Linked DNA regions of Homo sapiens: region 1 is linked to region 2. A link is an interaction called in ENCODE POLR2A ChIA-PET data of the cell type or tissue named here. Cell type or tissue: GM12878. All regions are shown on one strand. Each heading gives the region's core, and the rest is flanking DNA. Links, peaks and the distances in the headings are about the cores only.

The links. Peaks named below come from ENCODE experiments on the same cell type or tissue, not always from the same donor. Only the 100,000 strongest peaks of a DNase experiment are listed, where the experiment ranks them.
Region 1: POLR2A ChIA-PET joins it to region 2 with 6 read pairs; 1 of 35 experiments calls an interaction of 5 or more read pairs at or near these places.

Annotation. Positions count from the first base shown.
Region 1 is chr13:32,809,393-32,814,774 of GRCh38, forward strand. LINC00423 (long intergenic non-protein coding RNA 423) reads right to left here. Exons shown (of 5, transcript NR_047020.1): 5 at 1-248. Among named protein-coding and RNA genes, the nearest start is that of LINC00423, 100 kb to the right of the region's middle. In GM12878, for the core only: no CTCF peak of the experiment used is centred there; a DNase peak (open chromatin) is centred at 2,119; H3K27ac peaks cover 1,103 bases.
Region 2 is chr13:33,144,135-33,149,516 of GRCh38, forward strand. All of the region lies in intron 3 of STARD13 (StAR related lipid transfer domain containing 13), which reads right to left. Among named protein-coding and RNA genes, the nearest start is that of KL, 130 kb to the left of the region's middle. RefSeq lists an enhancer at 2,734-3,033. In GM12878, for the core only: no CTCF peak of the experiment used is centred there; DNase peaks (open chromatin) are centred at 387, 1,670 and 2,907; H3K27ac peaks cover 4,850 bases.

The DNA of each region.
Region 1 (5,382 bases), core at 53-5,052, 330 kb before region 2:
CATGTAGCATTTTGCTTCAGTTGTCACATTGCCTTCTGTTCTGTAGTCAAATCCTCCTCTACCTCCCTCATATGGGGACCCTTCAGATTACATTGGGTCCACCTGGATAATTCAGGATATGCTCCCTCTTTTAAGGTCCTCAAGGTAGCCAGGCATGGTGGGTCATGCCTGTAATCCCAGAACTTTGGGAGGCTGTGGCAGGAGGGTCGCTTGAGCTGAGGAATTCAAGACCATACTGGGAAACATCTCTATAAGGAAAAAAAAAAAAAAAAAAATAGCCAGGTGTGGTGGCATGCAACTGTAGTCCCAGCAACTTGGGAGGCCAAGGTGGAAGGACTGCTTGAGCCCCAGAGGTTGAGGCTGCAGTGAGCCAAGATGGCGCCACTACACTCCATGCTTGGGTGGCGGAATAAAACCTTGACTGGAAAAAAATTCTTAACGTGATCCCATCTGCAGAGTGCTTTTGCCATATAAGATAACAACCACAGGTTCCAGGGGTTAGGGCCACTGGAGGCCACTATTCAGTCTATCAGAACCACAGTTTGTTTATCCATCATTAATTAACGAGCATTTGGTTTGTCTACATTGTCGCTGTTATGAATAAGGCTGCTCTGAACATTCATTTACAGGCTTTATGTGGACAAGTGTCTTCAGTTCTCTTGGGTGTATACCTAAGAGTAGAAATGCTGTGTCACATGTCACAGCAATTTGAGGAATTGCCAAACTGTTTGTTTATTTATTTATTTATTTAGACGGAGTCTCGCTCTGTCGCCCAGGCTGGAGTGGCGCCATCTGGGCTCACTGCAAGCTCCGCCTCCCGGGTTCACGCCATTCTCCTGCCTCAGCCTCCTGAGTAGCTGGGACTACAGGCGCCCGCCACCATGCCTGGCTAATTTTTTGTATTTTTTAGTAGAGACGGGGTTTCACCATGTTGGCCAGGACGGTCTCGGTCTCTTGACCTCATGATCCACCCACCTCAGCCTCCCAAAGTGCTGGCTGCACCATTTTCCATTTCCACTATCCATGTATGAGGGTTTCAATTTTTCCACATCCTTACCAACATTTGTTATTGTCTGTCTTTTTGAGTATAGCTATTTCAGTGGATGTGAAGTGGTGTCTCGGTGTGGTTTTGATTTGCATTTCCCCGATGACTAACGACGTTGAGCATCTTTTCATTGGCTCATTGATCATTTATCTGTCTTTCAAGAAATATCTATTGAGGTCCTTTGCCTATTCTAAAACTAGGTTATTTTGTTGAGTTGTAAGAGTTCTTTCTATATTCTAGTTATAAGTCCCTTATTAGATATAGGATTTTCAAATATTTTCTACTGTCTTGTACATTGTCTTTTCAATTTCTTCATGTTGTCCTTTGAAGCACAAAAGTTGTTAGTTTTAATGAAGTTTACCTATCTTTTCTTTTGTGCTTTTGGCATCCTATCTAGTACCATGGCGACCTACCATGGTTCAGACCAATGGGAACCACCCCTTTTGACACTTATAGCTGTGTGGGTTATCTTAGAAAAGCAGGGCTAGACCAGGTGCGGTGGCTTACGCCTGTAATCCCAGCACTTTGGGAGGCTAAGGCAGGCGGATCATGAGGTCGAGAGATCAAGACCATCCTGCCCAACACGGTGAAACCTGTCTCTACTAAAAATACGAAAACTTAGCTGGATGTGGTGGTGTGCACCTGTAGTCCCAGCTACTCAGGAAGCTGAGGCAGGAGGATTGCTTGAACCCGGGAGGCGGAGGTTGCAGTAAGCCAAGATCGTGCCACTGCACTCCAACCTGGAGACAGTGAGGATCTGTCTCAAAAAAAAAAAAAAAGAAAAGAAAAGAAAAGAAAAGCACAGCTGGCCATCACCAGGGTCCCCTGCAGGTCCCCCAGGTCAGGCAGTTATTTATCACAGTACTTGGATGGGTTTTAACCACAGAACTCTATAAAGTCACAGAAAAATTACTTCAATGTGACAGAACCCAAACTAGGAAATAAGATCTCTTTGCGGTTTATGTTACACACACACACATACTCTCTCAACCATAATTAGACACAGCAAACCATAAATAAGATGCAGCGGGGTTCACATGTCACCTTCCATCTCTCTCATGAGAGAGCTGGAGGGCGCCTTCGTCAGTGTGGATCCTGTCCAGCCTGCTCCTCTGTGAGCTCCCTGACGTGGGAGCAGTGCTGTTCTGTGCTGATCTCGCCCAGCAAGTTGCTTCCTCCTTTTGAGACTTTGTTGTCATTTGTCTTGGCCTCCACTTACTCTCGATCTGTGTTCACTGAATCAACCACCCAGGGCTGTTGCTAGTGTCACATAACCTGGGAATGGCTTTACAAACAAAACAACACCCATTCCTGGGACCTGCTGCTCCTTTCTAGTCTCTGACCTGCAATCAGCTGCCTCTCTATTGCATCCCTGCTTTAGCCACAGGAAGGGTGCTTTGTATTCAGCATCTTTTTTCTTTAATTAAACAAAAACAAAACTTCTGAATTGGATCTTCTGTTGTAGGGAAATGCAATGTGTGTCATTCCTGGGGGACACTCCAGTGGGCATCTCTGCAGCTCCTGCAGCCGGCAGTGCTCACTCATTACTGCATGTCTACTGCGGCACAGGTGGGACAGGGACCCCACGGGGCCTGAGAATCACGTAGTAGGTCTTCAGCAAAGGCTGACTGAATGAGTACAGGTTACTGATGGAAACTGAGATCCTTAGAAATGGAGTAACTCTCTCTAGAGACAGAGGACGAACTAAGTGGCCTTTTCTAAGTGAGTACTCATCAACCTTTGGGGGAACAGATACCCAGTTTCATTATAATTCACTTTTCAATTTATTGGAAATACTGAATTTATTATTCAGTTTATTGATGAAATGGAAGTAACAGTCCCCTGCAGTGTGTGTATGTGTGTGTTTGCTGAAGGAGGTGGCCATGTATTTAATGGTAAATTTCAGTATCCAGAGCATTTCCTGCTTTTAGTTTTGATTTTCTTTTATGTTACTAGATACGTTCTTAACGTGATCTTAATGTAGTTAAGTTAGCTTATAACGGCTACGGGATAAAATAGGCTCCTAGACAGCACATTATAATGCCCCTTCTGAGAAAAGAATTACAGCAAAAGCTGGACCCAATTGTAATAACATTAAACTTATAAAAGCATGAAATTGCTTCATAGGGTGTACATGAATTAATATCTTCTTTGCACTGGTGGTTTTCCCATATAGTACATCACTCAGGCTCAGCAACACACAAGTATGCTTTTGTACCAGCGAAGATTGCATTGCAAAGCTGTATCATCTACTGGAAAAAAAAAGAATAAAAAAGGAAAAGAAATACCCAGAATAGTTTGGGCTGGTCCAGGAGTGAAGGACACTTTAAAGATTGCCTTTCTCCTGAACTCCTACCCTGCTCTCTGCCCTTTCTTGTGGACTGATGGCCTTTCATGAGTTGGCAGGACTTACCTATCTTGATCTTCTGGTCCCATGTAAAACGCACGTTCTTATATCCAGAGGATCAGAGCCAGCCTAGACAGCCCAACACCATGCAGACAACCGTGCCATGGACACTTCAACTCAACTGCAATGTCGATTTGTTTGCAAAGATGAGCCAGTACTGTAAATGTCAAGCAACATTGCTCTGTGCAGCAGAGTCAGCCATCTTTGAACTCACCAGAAAGTACCTATGAGACTTGCGGACTTTTGAGCATATTACATTGATCATGTTGAAAGGTAGAGGCAAAAAGAACCTGTTCCTGCCTGTGTAGCAGTTTTTATTCTTTTGATTTTGAATAAGAGTAACATTTTTTGGCCAGCACTTTGAAAATGGCCCTCTCTGAAGAACGGTTCTCTAGCATACTTATAAACGGGCGGTAACTTTTTTACTTTGGAATGACCTGCAAGGAGCTGCATCTTCCAGAACAGGTGAAAAGGCATAGGCTCTGGAATCAGAAAAAGCACGTTTAGCTGCAGGCTCTTAACACAGGGGGCCATATTCATCTCTGTATTGTTCCAGTTTTAGTTCATGTGCTGCCAAGGCAAGCACAGCCATAGCCTTTTAACATGTTTCCTGGCTTTACTAATAAATCCACAAAAATGGGAAAGATTTAAGACTTAATATTTTTAAAATGCAGATCTGATTCTGTCACTCTCACCCCTACCCTGATTTCCTCAGTGGCTTCCCACTGCACTTGGAATAAATTCACACTCTTTGCCATGGCCTAACGGCCCTGCACAACCTGGTACTTTCTACTCTCAGACCTCACTTTATTCCTCCTTTCCCTGGCCCCCAGCTCCAGTTATAGTCTCTCTTCCCTAGAACACCCCAGACTTGTTCTGCCTCTGGGCTATTGCACCTGTGATTCCCTTTGCTCGGAACTCTCTTTCCCTAGAGCTTCAGCTCTTCATATGCCTGCCTGTCACCCTTCAGATATCAGCTCAGCTGGGTGCAGTGGCTCACATTGGAATCCCAGTGTCCCCGTGCTTTGGGAGGCCAAGACAAGAGGATTGCTTGAGACCAGGAGTTTGAAACCAGCCTGGGCAACATAAGGAGCACCCCCTCACTACAAAGTTAGCTGGGTATGGTGGTGTGCACCTGTGGTCCCAGCTTTTCGGGAGGCTGAGATAGGAGGATCACTTGAGCCTGGGAGGTTGAGGCTGCAGTGAGCCACAGCACACCAGCCAGCGTGACACAGCGAGACTCTCAGAAAAACAAACAAACAAACAAACAAACCAAAAAACCAATCCCACTCCCTTAACAAAATTCAAATATCTAGCTCACATGAAAGTAGCACCTTTTAAGAGGTGATACTTTTTTTTTTCTTAAGTCAACTTTTATTTTAGATTCAGGGCGTACATGTGCAGGTTTGTTACTTGTGTATATTGCATGATGCTGGTGTTTGGGGTTCATAGTTGACCCTATCCTCCAAGTAGTGAGCATAGTCCCCAATAATTAGTTTTACAACTGTTGTCCTTCTTCTCCCTCCCCCTGTATTAGTTCCCAGTGTCTATAGTTGCCATCTTTATGTCTATGAGTACCCGATATTTAGCTCCCACTCATAAGTGAGAATATGTGGTATTTGGTTTTTTGCTCCTGCATTAATAATAGCCTCCAGCTGCATCCATGTTGCTGCAAAGGACATGAATTCCTTCTTTTTAATGGCTGCATAGTATTCCCTGCTGTATATGTACTTCATTTTCTTCATCCAGTCCACCGTTGATGGGCACCTAGGTTGATTCCATGTCTTTGCTATTGTGAATAGTGAAGCAATGAACATAATGAACGCATGTGTCTTTTTGGTAGAACGATTTATTTATTTTTGGATATATACCCAGTCATGGGCTTGCTCTAAGTTCCTTGAGAAATCTCCACACTGCTTTACACATTGGC
Region 2 (5,382 bases), core at 173-5,172:
TAGACTCAAGTGATACCCAGTCCTCTGTCTCCAGCCCAGGCATCTCATCTGAGGCCAGAGTCACATTCTGCATTCTCTTCAAAACCTGTTTCTCCTACGTACTGTCTTGTCTTGACTAAGAGCATCACCAATGGGCCATCCAAACTAGAAAATAATGTCATCTTGAGGCTCTACTCCTTCACAATCTACATTCGTTGATCACCAAATCCTGTCAATTATACCTCTATGATGTCTTTGAAGTCTTGCCTCTCCTTTGGCCCTAATTCAGTCTCCTGTCGTTGTTTATCAAGAGTCAGGCATCAGCCTCCTAATTGGTTTCACTACCACTTCTAAAACTTTACACTGAAACCAGTTCTATTTCTCAACTTTTTCTCACGTCGCTCACCGACTGAAATACGTTTAATGACTCTCCTCATTTTCAACCACCTCCAATGTACCCTCTGACTACGCATTCATTAGTGTCAGATATAGCAGGCAATGCTGAGTTGGAAGCTGATCATCTCATCTGAGACCATCTTTGGCAGGCTCTCAGCCTGTCTCTTTGGTCTGTTCCACGTGTGTTAGCATGTCTACCTAAGAGTGGGTGTGAAGTGAAAAAAAATGGTGGATATTGCACATTTGGTGGCTCTGTAACAGGTTTGTTTAGGGGAGGATTGCCTGTTATTTATAAAATGAACTTATCTAGTGAACTTGTTCTTCCATTAGGGTTTGGAAGCACAAACAAAACACTCCATTCTGCTTTTCTGTGGAAAAGCTTTTGATCTACGACACACACACAAGACATCAAAGGAATCATCTTCTATATACCACAGACTCGAATATGCTTTATACTTTCTGACACATGCAGGAAGTTTATTTATTATTTTCTAAAGCTGAAGACTCTAAGTAGATTTGACTTTATAGCTCTGGGTCCTTTTATTGCCCCTAAACTCAGATGTTTGCCTGTACCTTACAAATTGCTTCTCTACTTGGAAAAAGCAGTTGCAAAACATGTATTTGATAAAGGACTCATATACAGAACACCTAAAGAATTCTTAAACTCAGTAACAAGTCAAACAACCTGATTTTCAAATGGGCAGAATATTCAAACAGATACTTCTAAGAGAAGACATGAAAGGATGTTCAATATCATCAGTCATGAAAGAAATGCAAATTAAAATCATAACGAGACACCACTACACAACAGAATACCTAAAGTAAAAACGCTGACAACATTAAGTATTAGCAAGGATTCAGAACTACTGAAACTTCCAAAGCGTACAGTCTCTTTGGAAAACAGTTTGGCAGTCTCTTATGAAATTAGATATATTTTTAGTACTTGATCTAGCAATTCCACTCTCAGCTACTTATGCAAGATAAAAGAAATCACATGTCCACAAAAAGATTTATACTTTTTATAATTTTTTTTTTGCTGTAAAAAGATTTGTACTTGAATGTTCATAGCAGCTTTAATCATAAGATAGCCAAAAAGTAGAAATGGCCCAAATGTCCATCAGCTGGTAAATGGATATAAAAATTGTGGTATATCCATACAATGGAATACTCAACAATTCAAGGCACTAACTATTGATACATACAACACTATACATGAATCTCAGAGTCATTATGCTAAGTAAAAGAACCCAGACACAAAGAGCATACACTACAGGATTCCACTCATCAAAAAAATTTCAGGCAAGGCAAAACTGTAGTGACAGGAAACAGATGAGTGGTTGCCAAATGCTGGCACTGGGGGACTTTTTGAGGTCACAAAAATGTTCTGTGTCACGGCTGGGCATGGTGGCTCATGCCTGTCATCCCAGAACTTTGGGAGGCCAAGGTGGGCAGATCGCTTGAGCCCAGGAGTTTGAGACCAGCCTGGGCAACATGGAGAGGCCCTGTCGCTACAAAAAAAATATATAAAAATTAAGCCGGGTGTGGTGGCTTATGCCTGTAATCCCAGCACTTTGGGAGGTGAAGGCAGGTGGATCACCTGAGGTGAGGAGTTCAAGACCAGCCTGACCAACATGGTAAAACCCCATTTCTACTAAAAATGCAAAATTAGCCAGGCGTGGTGGCACATGCCTGTAATCCCAGCTACTCAGGAGGCTGAGGCAGGAGAATTGCTTGAACCCGGGAGGCGGAGGTTGCAGCGAGCCGAGATTGCACCATTGCACCCCAGCCTGGGTGACAGAGTGAAACTCCATCTCAAAAAAAAAAATTAGCTGGGCATGGTGGCACGTGCCTGTAGTCCTAGCTACACAGGAGGCTGAAGTGAGAGGATCACTTGAGCCTGGGAGGTCAAGGCTGCAGTGAGCTGAGACCACGCCACTGCACTCCAGCCTGGGTGACATAGTAGGACCCTGTAGCTGAAAAAATAAAGTTTTATGTCACGATTGTGGTGATAGTTACATAGCTGTACATTTCACAAAATTAATCAAATTGTATGCTTTGGTGATTTTTTGGAATATAAATTATATTTAAATAAAGCTGAATAAAAAATAATGCAAGTGAGTGACATCAGTGAAAAAGGTTAAGTGAAAACCTCCAAAACCCCACTTCTTCATAAAATCAACAAAAGTACTGGCAGATATTGTCAAAATCAACTTTTTAAGAAAGCTGTAAATTGATATGGGCTTCCAACAAACTAAGTAACACTAAGTGTCTATTTAAGAAAAATGGTTAAACATATGTAAGGACAGTGAGCTTTGTGACATTCAAACCCACCCTATTCCTATGCCCTTTTCCCCAGCTTTTCAGGAGCTTTGAAAATCAACAGCATCACCGTCAGAGTAGCTGTGAAAACTAGTAGCCTTGCATCCACTGGAGAGGGAAGAACATGTTTGAGCTTCCCCAAAACTCCGTTACCAAAGAATTGTCATTATCTGAGCTGTCTGGGAATTCCCTGAAAACCCCCAGTTCACAGCGCTTGTCTTTATTTAACCTGACTCAAATCATTACTGAAACTAGCTTATACCCAGGGTGTTTGTCAAAGACAGTCAGTAGTAATTAGTCAACATGGCAGTTGCCTGAAATGGTAATAACAGTTGAGCCAAACAAGATGCTAACCAAAAAGCTTAAAAAGAATATCTGGGAGAATGAGATGTCCATAGGGGACTTAGAAAAGTTCCAATGTATTCCTAGGAATCTAGAAGGCCAAGTACATGTGCAGAACTGTGTGTATACCCAGGAAAGACCTGAGCTGGCCCTAATCTTCCACCTTTAGCTGACCTTGATGATCTGCACAAGCAGGAAATCAAGGCTAAGGCAGAGTTATCAATTCCCTGCTGCAGTGCTGAAGCCATATTGTAACATGCACAAAGAGCCGCTCAGCAAAGACTGAGGGATTGGTTGAAGGTATCTAAGAAAATCTCTGTCCAATCATTTGCTGATTACTAAATTAACTGAGTAGATACTTCAGTGGATACAACAAGGGATACAGACTTTAGAGAATTAGTTCCAGATATTCATTAAACAGATAGCAACAATGACCACCCTGGGAAGAGAAGATCTGATTTCAAGAGGTGCCATATTACAATATTTAAAATGTCCAGTTTTAAACAAACAAACAAACAAACAAAAAACCAAAACAGTGGATATCAGCAAATTGATTCTAAAGTTTATATGAAGGAGCAAAAGACTCAGAATAACCAACACAATAATGAAGGGGCAAAACTGGAGGACTGACACTATCCAAATTCAAGACTTCCTATGAAGCCATAGTAATCATGATAGTATGGTACTGGTGAAAGAATAGACAAAGAGATAAATGGAGCAGAATGAGGAACCCAAAACAGACTCGCACAAAGAGAGTCAACTTACGTTTATAAAGGAGCAAAGGCAATACGATGGATAAAAGGTAGTCTTTCCACAAATGCTGTTGCAACAAGTGGATATTCAAATGCAAAAAAAATTTAGTCTAGACACAGACCTTATATCATCACAAAAATTAATTCAAAATGAATCATAGACCTAAGTGTAAACACAAAGCTATACAACTCCAAAAAGATAACATAGGAGAAAATCTACATGACTTTGAATAAAGTGATGACCTTTTAGATTCAACACCACAGGCCTGGTCCATGAAAGAAATAACTGATAAACCAGACTTCATTAAAATTCAATACTTCTACTTAGTTCTTTCAGAGAAAAAAACTTTCAAGAGAAAGAGAAGACAAGCTATATACAGAGAGAGCATATTTGCAAAAGATATCTCTGTTAAAGGACTATTAGCTAAAATATATAAAGAACCCTTAAAACTCAACAATAAGGAAACAAACAGCCCAGTTAAAAAGAGGGCAAAACATCTGAACAGACAACTCACTAAAGGAGATGAATATATGGTAAACAAGCCTTTAAAAAGGCACTCAACATCACATGTCATTAGGGAATTGCAAACTAAAACATCCATGAGATACAACCACATATCTAAGGTAAAAATCTAAAACACTGACAACACTAAATGCTGGTGGGAATGTGGAGCAACAGAAACTCTCATTCATTGCTGGTGGGAATGAAAAATGGTATGGCCACATTGGAAGACAGTGGGCAGCTTCTTACTGCCAAATACACTTTTATCATATACTCGAGAAATTGCACTTCTAGGCATTTACTCAAATGAATGGAAAACTTACATCCACATGCAAACCTGCACGTAGGTATTTATAGTAGCTTTTTCATAATTTTCAAAACTTGAAAACAACTGATATGTCAGGTGAATGGATAAACTGTGGTCCATGTGGGCAATAGAATGTTATTCACCAGTAAAAAGAGGTGAGCTATCAAGCCATGAAAAGACATAGAAGAAACTTAAGTGCATGTTACTAAGTGAAAGAAGCCAGTATGAGAAGGCTATATCCTCTATGATCCAACTATATAGCATTCTAAAAGAGGCAAAACTGTGGAGATAGTGAAAAGATCAGTGGTTGCCAGGGGTTGGGGAGAGGAGGAGTGGAAAGGTGGAACACAGAGGATTTTTAGGGCAATGCAGCTACTCTCTATGATACTATAATGGTGGATGCATTTGCCAAAACCCACAGAATATATAACACCAAGTGTGAACCCTAATGTACACTATGGAGAATTTGGGTGATAATGATATGTCAATGTAGGTTCATTGATTCTAGAAAATGTACCAGTCTGGTGGGGGATGTTGATAGTGAGTGGGCGGGGGGCTGTGCCTGTGTGGGAACAGGCTATATATGAAAACTCTCTGTAGTTTCTGCTCAGTTTTGTTGTGAACCTAAAAATTCTCTAAGAAACAAAGTCAATTTTTAAAAATGAAGTCTTTTTTTATTCATTTAAAACAATTTCATTTTTTGGACTTTGAAATTACTGATGTAAAATTATCTATGTGTCTTCTGTTCTTGGTTTACTTGCTCATTAGTTGCCATTCCTACTAAC